Regions from separate parts of the Homo sapiens genome. Here region 2 is linked to region 1. A link is a loop called in an ENCODE intact Hi-C map of the cell type or tissue named here. Cell type or tissue: A673. All regions are shown on one strand. Each heading gives the region's core, and the rest is flanking DNA. Links, peaks and the distances in the headings are about the cores only. Region 1 holds the start of LOC105371444 (a long non-coding RNA gene). Region 2 overlaps SPRR2A (small proline rich protein 2A).

Region 1 (4,402 bases), core at 130-4,129:
CAGCCTTTTCCTAACTACACTCTACATCTTGGATCCCAACTTCAATTAGAAATAACTATTCCTGGAGGTAACTGTGGTCCTCTTTTTTCTCCTCAGGCATGATCAAGGTGATCAATATAAGAATACCCATCAAGGTGATAAGTATAAGAATCTTCAGGTAATTCCTGACTGCACATCGCTGCTGCAGTCTGGGTGAAGGCTTGGCTTTGCTGCCTCCTGGTGGAAAACACAGCCATCCGTAACAGTCCTGAAGCATGAGCAATGACTCCTCTTTAGTTGATTTATCTTACATATGAATTCCAAAAGTCTCCATGGTACTGTGTATGTGCGAGTGAGTGTGTGTGTGTGTGTGTGCGCGCGCGCGAGATAATCAGCGTGTCAGTTACCAATTTATTATCTCTCAGCTCCAAACACACCCTTCGATTTGTGCTCTGGGACAAACAATGTAATCCCTCGAATCCTTTCTCCATTAAAGTGAGAACAATGCTAAACTTTCTCCATAGGGGGCGCTGGAGGGACACTGCAGTTGGAAGAGGCAGGTAGTGGGGAGTGTGTGGCAGTCCGGTGGTGCCCGCCACAAGGGCCCAGAACGAGATCCCTCTGCCTCCTTGCAGCCTTGGTGTGAGGATGACCTTTTCACAGCCTTCTCATCCTGAAACCAAAGCCCCTCCATGGCCTCAGCTGCCCATATCAGCTGTATGGAGGTGGGGGAGGGGCAGTCCACACAGAGCTGCGGCCCCCTTTGCAAGCCTGCTTGCTGCCCATGTACTCTGAAGGTAAGCCTGGACTCCCACTGCATATCCAAGCCACATGGTTCCCAATGTCGGCCTTGCCCTGCATTGGGAAGGTGACCTATTGTTTGCCCCCTATTGGAGGGTTTAACTCCAGACCCACCCCATCTAGCTAAGCCAGAGCACTTCTCTGCTGACTGGTAGCTAAACCGCACTTTTCCCAATAGGTAAGAGCCCCTTCTACTTTTGTCCTTCTTTGGGTACCCTCCCTGAGCTTTTTTCTTATGTCTTATAGTTTAGTCTTTCTTTTATTAATTGTTACTAATTCTTATATTAAATTCCCTCTGTCTAACTTACTCCATCACTTCTGTCTCCTGATTTGACTTGCTGCTACAGTGGAATAACTTAGACTCAAAGCTTAGTTCTATAATTTACCAGCTCTGCGTCTTTGAACACATTTCTTAACTTCAGATTCTTGGTCTATAAAAAGAGGATGGACACAGTACTTTTCTACGCAGTCGGTGTGAGGATTAAATGAGATAGAACACATTAAGCTCCTCGAAGAGTGCTGGTACAGAGTTTGCCAGCAGTTACATAGGACCAATTCGGGACAGAGACAGAAAGAAAGGGAGGAAAGATAAACGGTCAGAAAAGAAAAATAAGCCAAGAAAATGCCAGAGAGAACAAAAGGTAGCAAGAAATGTGAACATAGACACATGAAGCAAAATCCAAGAAATCGATAGGCAATAAGATTAATAAGATTATTAGGCAAGAGATTCATCGGTCTTCTAATTTATTGAAAATAAACATTTTATACAGTACTTTACAACTTAGGAAAAAATTCAAATATATTACCTTATTTAACCTTCAAAATAGATCAACTTAGTGTCTCTTGTCTTTGTTGATGTTGTTTCCATTTTCAAATGTCTAAGATGAGGCTCGTAGAGGTGTTCCAAGCCACACTGCTGGCTTGTAGATTGGAGGGCCTCATCTCCCCGTGGATCCTGTGGTCTTCCCGCGATTGCCCTCTTGTGGTCTGGTGTGTAACAACACCTCATACTATGCAAACCATGTTGTTGGCCCCAAGCCCTGCAGAGGGTTTAGCTCTAGTAATTGTTGCTCTGTTTTCATTTAAGCCAACTTTGGTCCCCAAAGAAGACTCTGCATGACACGGGAAGGTGTCCACCATGACTCAAAGTAGTATTTCTAATTATCGTCCCAACTTTTAAAATTTTCTTTTTTTGTTTTCTGTTATATTGTACTTAAAATTTATATAGTAATATGTGCAGATAATTCATTAATAAATAAAAGTATACACATTGCTTACTAATAGAGGCTTGAATAACATTGCTCTAGAACTACATTTCCCAAAGTTATTTGAACACAATATATGTCATATTTTAAATTTAATAATGAAATAATACATTTAACTTTGTTCGAGAAATACAGATAACGGCCCCTTTGTATTATGGTTGAGAAAAAAATGCAAAGGTCTCACAAATTTATTTTCTCAGTAACACATCAAAGCAGAATACATGTGTGTAGTAAAGTTAATCATATTTACTAACGTTGAATAGTATCTCAAGTATATGCTGATATTGAAAAATAAGATAAATTGCATTGATGAGTTTTTCCCTTCCATTAGACACTATACATCAAGGCAAGGATGAACCAGAAACTCTGCATGCGAATTCATGCCCAAGTTACAGGTGATGTATTCCCAGGTCAGATAATTTGTCAGTGACTTTCTGGCCTTCTCTGATTAGGCATGTTGTTTTCTTAAATGCAGATTGTATGCTAAGAATAAAATTAGTATGTGTTATTTTTATCACAATGATGCTTATATTGTTTACAACATTTGTGAAGATAATTATCACTTGTAATTATTATTTTCACAGAACACCTATTAACAAAGCATGGAATCTCTAATAGTCTCTGAGAGCCTTCAAATACTTTAACAACTGCAACCATTTGTCTAATAGCAACTTACATTGAGACCACTATACATAAAACAGATAAGAGCTTATTTATTTATTTAAATTTATCTTTTACATTAAAATTTATATCAATTAGTTAATTAAGAAAAATTGGGTTATTTTGATGAACATACAAAACTCAATTCATGAAATGCAGATGATAGTTGTAGTATTATTAATTAGTCTCTGCATCCACTGTTTTTCTGTATTTTTTCTTTCTGGTTGGGCAGTACTGGTAAAATAATAGTTACTTTGCACATGGTCCTTGGGGCCTTTGCTTGGAGCTGTCCGGATTGTGCAGTCCACAACTCAGGGAGCACCAGTCACAGCACCAGCTGTTAGACAGTTGTCAGGATTTGTTTCTTGCTTTGTTTTGGTTTTCAACAGCTTACTTTACAATTTTGGCATATTTTTCTATTAGATTAACCTCAATATTTGAAAAAATAGTTATAAAGGATTTGGAGACAATCAGCAGAAATGTCTAAGAACTGTTCACATTCCTTGACTGAAAAGTGTTTAATGACAAAATAATTTTTAAAAAACAACTATGTCAGATAATGTAAGTGTTGAATAGAGAACTATTTGATATGCTATGACTTGACAAGATATATGACATTATATAAAGCAATGTAATGTATTACTGGCACATCTATAATGTGAGACAATCCTTGATGCTATTCTTAACATTTTAAGATTCCTCAGTCCTTGACTGGAACCTTTTAAAAGCAATCCAGCCACAGCCAGTAGGAATGGAGGTGGTGAGGAATGGGAGTGGGGGTGGGAGTGGACAGGACTCTGTTCATCCTCCTGGGTCCTCCTCAGCACTCACAGCCTGCTCTCTCATTCTGCCTTGATGACACTCAGCACTAACTGGTCATGCCCTCTGCCTGTTTGTCTCAGTCACCAGCAGAAGCTCAGGACTCCCAAATTGCCTGCCATCACCAGGATTCCTCCCTTCCCCATAGGTCTGCACAATCCCCAATGGGACTCCATCTTCCATCCTTCTCCAGCACCCTAAACTCCCCACAAGCCCTCAAGACTCAAGGCTGCACATCGAAAAAATGTGCTGTATCAACCAACTCTTCTCACAAAGCCACCTCCACCTTCTTGTCCTAAGTGAAACCTGAGTTCCGCGTAGTCCTCTCATGGTCTGGCCATTTTCTTCTTGCCCATGCCTTTGTACTCATTGGGCCAAGGAATGGGCTAGGCATCCATTACACCAACCACTGCTTCTCTTCATTGCAAATCCCCAGGTAAGTATCTGGCACCCTGTTCACTGTTGCTCAATCCAAGACTTTCTGTCATGGTCTTTGGTGATTTTAATATTCACAAAAATGATTCATTTAATAATTTACTTCACAATTCTTTGACCTCTGCACCTCTCACTGGTTTGTCTTTCATCCTAACGTTCATCTACTCCCATGTCATACCAGCCTAGACCAGTCATTATTATTAACAACTACAACCCTTCTGTAAAATGAGTTTCAAATAGTCCATTTCCCAAACCTAACCTCCTGTATTTCCAACTTACTTGCTCTGGTATCCCACTCTGAGAAGTTTTTCAATACGCTGGAAACTACAATTCATTGATACCACAATGTTTTATCTGGCCAATATCTCCTTCATGTCTTCATTTCTCTTCTTACCCAGTATAAGCTCCACAAACTATCATTAAAATCATGTGCTTGCATAATC
Region 2 (4,402 bases), core at 10-4,009, 190 kb before region 1:
AAAGAACAAAGTATTTTTCTTTATTCTCTGTCTTTCTAGTGTCCTTTACAAAGGTTTGTGTCTTAGCAGGTGTGAAAGACTACAATTCTCCCTGAGCAGCCCTTTGCTCTATGCCCAAGTCAGCCCACTTGGACTTTATAACAGATAATGATGATAGGAATAGCATATTAGATTGCCCAGGGTGTCTGAACTTGTGACTGCCTTTCTTGAATTGGTTATTTTCAGGGAAATAAGATGCTTGATTCTTTATAACAGAGATAATTTATTTGGAAAAATTGTATGAGAAAACACAGGATTTCCTAGGGACAATGAAGCAATTTGTTAAAGTGGAAGGGAGAAACCAGAAAGTCTTGAAAAGGTAATTAAGAATTTAAATAATTTCTTGGAGATTGGAGAAATAATATGCCATGGTATTACACAAGCTTTGGCTTCTCTCTCTGGAGGATTCCCTTCCCACGAACACTGTTGTATCATTTCTTTCAGATCCTGAGACTCCAGCAGGATGTCTTATCAACAGCAGCAGTGCAAGCAGCCCTGCCAGCCACCTCCTGTGTGCCCCACGCCAAAGTGCCCAGAGCCATGTCCACCCCCGAAGTGCCCTGAGCCCTGCCCACCACCAAAGTGTCCACAGCCCTGCCCACCTCAGCAGTGCCAGCAGAAATATCCTCCTGTGACACCTTCCCCACCCTGCCAGTCAAAGTATCCACCGAAGAGCAAGTAACAGCTTCAGAATTCATCAGGACCAAGAAAGGATAAGGATATTTGGCTCACCTCGTTCCACAGCTCCACCTTCATCTTCTCATCAAAGCCTACCATGGATACACAGGGAGCTTCTTTCTCCTTAGCCAGTAATCTGCCCATGATGATCCCTGACAGCAAAAAGTTTCTTTTCTGAGGCTGCCATACTGCCACTGTCCAGGTGGAGACTGAGCAAAGGAAGTCCTGGGCTGTGCCAGCTCCCAGAGCTTCGGAAGAAAGAGCAGCAGCTCTCTCCCTGGGAACCATCAGAGAATTCTGTTGATGTGTTCTGTGTCTGTCTGTCACCTGGTCACGAGCTTCTACCACCTTTGCAATTGTCACTTATCTTTCACTCCCTGAATAAAGTATCTATGCATATATATTTGTGAATGGATCTTTTGTTTATTTTCAAATCTGCTTTATTAGCAATAGTATGTAATCTTTTGGATTTATTTCAATCTTTCTTTGATTCACAGCAGGATCTCACAATTGGAGTCATACCAAAGATTATTTCTGTATCATTTTAAACCCCTTTTATTTTCCCTAATTAGCATTTGATTGATTTGAGGAGGATATTATTCAACTTCTCTGAATTGACAACTTCTCTTTACTGCAAAGTGAGCAAAATAACATTTACATTACAAACTAGTCTAAGGCATAAAATTTGATTACTATCTGATATTTGGTTGGCACAATGCCTGACACGTAATTAGCTGTCATTTGATAGAGTTGTATTCGCAGCAACATATTATCATTGTTTTCACCATCACCATCCTCCTCCTCCTCCTCCTCATCATCATCACTCCCCACTACAACCACTACCATATTTGTTCCAGCAAGAGAGTGGCTTGGGTGTAACTAACATAGGAAATAAGAAGACTCTCTAATGTTATTTGTATTGATTCATAATACTTGTACACATTTACTGCATACATGTGATTTTTTACATGAATAGAATGTGTAATGATCAAGTCAGGATATCAGGAAATTTAGGGCATTCATCCCCTGCAGCATTTATCATTGTTCTTTATTGGGAACATTTTAATTCTAGCTATTTTGAAGAACACAGTACATTGTTGTATACCGTAGTCACCTTCCTCTGCTATCAAATATTAAAACTTACTCATTTTATGTATCCATATGTTTTTACTCGTTAACCAGTATTTCTTCATTCCCCATCCCCCTGAACACCCTTCCTTGCCTCTGGTATCTCTCATTCTACTCTCTACCTTTATAGATCATCATTTGTAGCTCCTACATATGAGTGAGAACATGCAATATTTGTCTTTCTCTGCTTGATTTATTTTACTTAACATAATGACCTCCAGTTCCATCTGTGTTGCTGCCAATGACAGGATTTCATTCATTTTATTACAATGGACTAGTATTTCATTGTGTGTATATACATATTTTCTTTATTCATTCATTCATTAATGGACACTTAGCTTACACATCTTTTCTGTTGTGAACAGTACTGCAATAACCGTGGGAGTTCAGGCATCCTTTTTGCGTACTGATTTCCTTTGGATAGATACACAGCAGCTGGATTGCTGGATTGAATAGTAGTTCTGCTTTTAGTTTTTTGAGAAATCTTCTTACTGTTTTGCATAGCAATTGTACTAATTTACATTCCCACCAAGAGTACACAAGGCTTCTTTTTTCTTTACACCCTCTTCAGCGTAGCTTTTTTTATCTTTTATTTTAAGTTCAGGGGCACATGTGCAGGTTTGTTATATAAGCAAGCTCATGTCGCAGGGTTTAATCGTAGCACCCATTAGTTATTTTTCCTGATCCTCTCCTTCTCCATACCCTGTGGTAGGTGCCAGTGTCTGCTGTTCTCTTTAAGGTGTCCATGTTTTCTCATCATGTAACTCACACTTATAAGTGAGAACATGCAGTATTTGAATTTCTGTTCCTGCATTAGTTTGCTAAGGATAATGGCCTCCAGCTCCACCTATGTACCTGTATTCCATGGTGTATATGTACCATATCTTCTTTATCTAGTCTATCATTGATGGGCACTTAGTTTTATTCCATGTCTTCACTATTATGAATGGTGCTGCAATGAACTTAACACACGCATGTGTCTTTATGATATAGAATGGTTTATAATCCTTTGGGTATATGCCAAGTAATGGGATTGCTGGTTGAAATGGTGGTTCTGTTTTTAGTTCTTTGAGTAATTGCCACACTGTTTTCTTCAATAGTTGATCTAATTTACATTCCTACAAGCAGTGTATAAACATTCCTTTTTCTATACAACCTTGCTAGCACCTTTATTTTTGACCTTTTAATAGCCATCTGACTGGGGTGAGACTGTCTCTCATTGTGGTTTTGATCTGCATTTCTGTAATGATCAGTGATATTGGGCTTTTTTAATATGCTTGTGTACCACACATATGTGTTCTTTTTAAAGCGTCTGTTCCTGTCCTTTTCCCACTTTTTAATAGGGCTGTTTTTTTTCTTGTGGATTTCTTTAAATTCCTTATAGATGCTAGATATTACACCTTTATAATATGCATAGTTTGCAACAATTTTCTCCCATTCTATAGGTTGTCTGTTTACTCTTTTGACGGTTTCCTTTGCTTTGTAGAAGCTCTTTAGTTTAATTAGATCCTACTTGCCAATTTTTGTTTTTGTTGCAATTGCTTTTGGCATCTTATTCATGAAATCTTTGCCTGTCTCTATGTCCAGAATGGTATTGCCTAGGTTGTCTTTCAAAGTTTTTATGGTTATGGGTTCTACGTTTTAGTCTTTAATCCATCTTGAGTTGATTTTTATATATGGTGTAAGGAAGGCATCCAGTTTCAATCTTCTGCATATGGCTAGCCAGTTATCCCAGCACCATTTATTGAATAGGGAGTCCTTTCCCCATTGTTTGTTTTTGTCACCTTTTTAGATGATCAGATAGTTACAGGTGTGATGCTTTATTTCTGGCTTCCCTATTCTGTTGCATCAGTGTGTGTCTGTTTTTGTACCAGTGCCATGCTGTTTTGGTTACTGTAGACTTGTAGTATAGTTTGAAATCAGGTAGTGTGATGCCTCTAGTTTTTTTCTTTTTGCTTAGGGATTGCCTTGGCTATTTGGGCTCAGTTTTGGTTCTATATGAATTTTAGGATAGTTTTTTTTCTAGTTCTGTGAAGAATGTCTTTGGTGGTTTGATAGGAATCACATTGAATCTGTAAATTGGGCAATATGGTCATCTTAATGATATTGATTCTTCCTATTTATGAGCACGGAGTGTGCTCCCTACATTTGTGTCATCTCTGATATTGTTCAGCAATGTTTCGTAGCTTTCCATGTAGAGATCTTTCACCTCCCTGGTTAGCTGTATTCCTAGGTATTTTATTCTTTTTGCCACTATTGTGAATGGGATTGTGTTTGTTAATTGGCTCTTGGCTTGTCTTTTGTTGGTGTATAGGAGTGCTAGTAATTTTTGTGCATTGATTTTGAATCCTGAAACATTGCTGAAGTTATCAGCTGAAAGAGCTTTTGTTTTGAGACTATGGGGGTTTTTTTAGATACAGAATCATGTTGTGTGTAAACACAGTAGTTTGACTTTCTGTCTTCCTATTTTGATGCCCTTTCTCTCTTTGTCTTCCCTGATTGCTGTGTCCAGGACTTCCCATACTATATTGAATAAGAGTGGTGAAAGAGAGCATAA

Evidence for each region. A loop is a pair of places that touch in the nucleus more often than their neighbours do. Peaks named below come from ENCODE experiments on the same cell type or tissue, not always from the same donor. Only the 100,000 strongest peaks of a DNase experiment are listed, where the experiment ranks them.
Region 2: a loop joins it to region 1, with 2.1 times the contacts of the local background. A loop is called at or near these places in 1 of 110 quality-filtered maps.

What each region holds. Positions count from the first base shown.
Region 1 is chr1:152,867,368-152,871,769 of GRCh38, reverse strand. It overlaps LOC105371444 (a long non-coding RNA gene), which reads left to right and starts at 3,567. Exons shown (of 3, transcript XR_922149.2): 1 at 3,567-3,960. It overlaps LOC105371445 (a long non-coding RNA gene), which reads left to right. Exons shown (of 4, transcript XR_922150.1): 3 at 97-776; 4 at 2,377-2,440. In A673, for the core only: CTCF peaks have their summits at 279, 485, 1,564 and 1,768 (motif pointing left); DNase peaks (open chromatin) are centred at 499 and 1,759.
Region 2 is chr1:153,052,836-153,057,237 of GRCh38, reverse strand. SPRR2A (small proline rich protein 2A) reads left to right here. Exons shown (of 2, transcript NM_005988.3): 2 at 484-1,118. The coding sequence starts at 503. The coding sequence ends at 721. Among named protein-coding and RNA genes, the nearest start is that of SPRR2A, 2.5 kb to the left of the region's middle. In A673, for the core only: no CTCF peak of the experiment used is centred there; no DNase peak of the experiment used is centred there; H3K27me3 peaks cover 2,356 bases.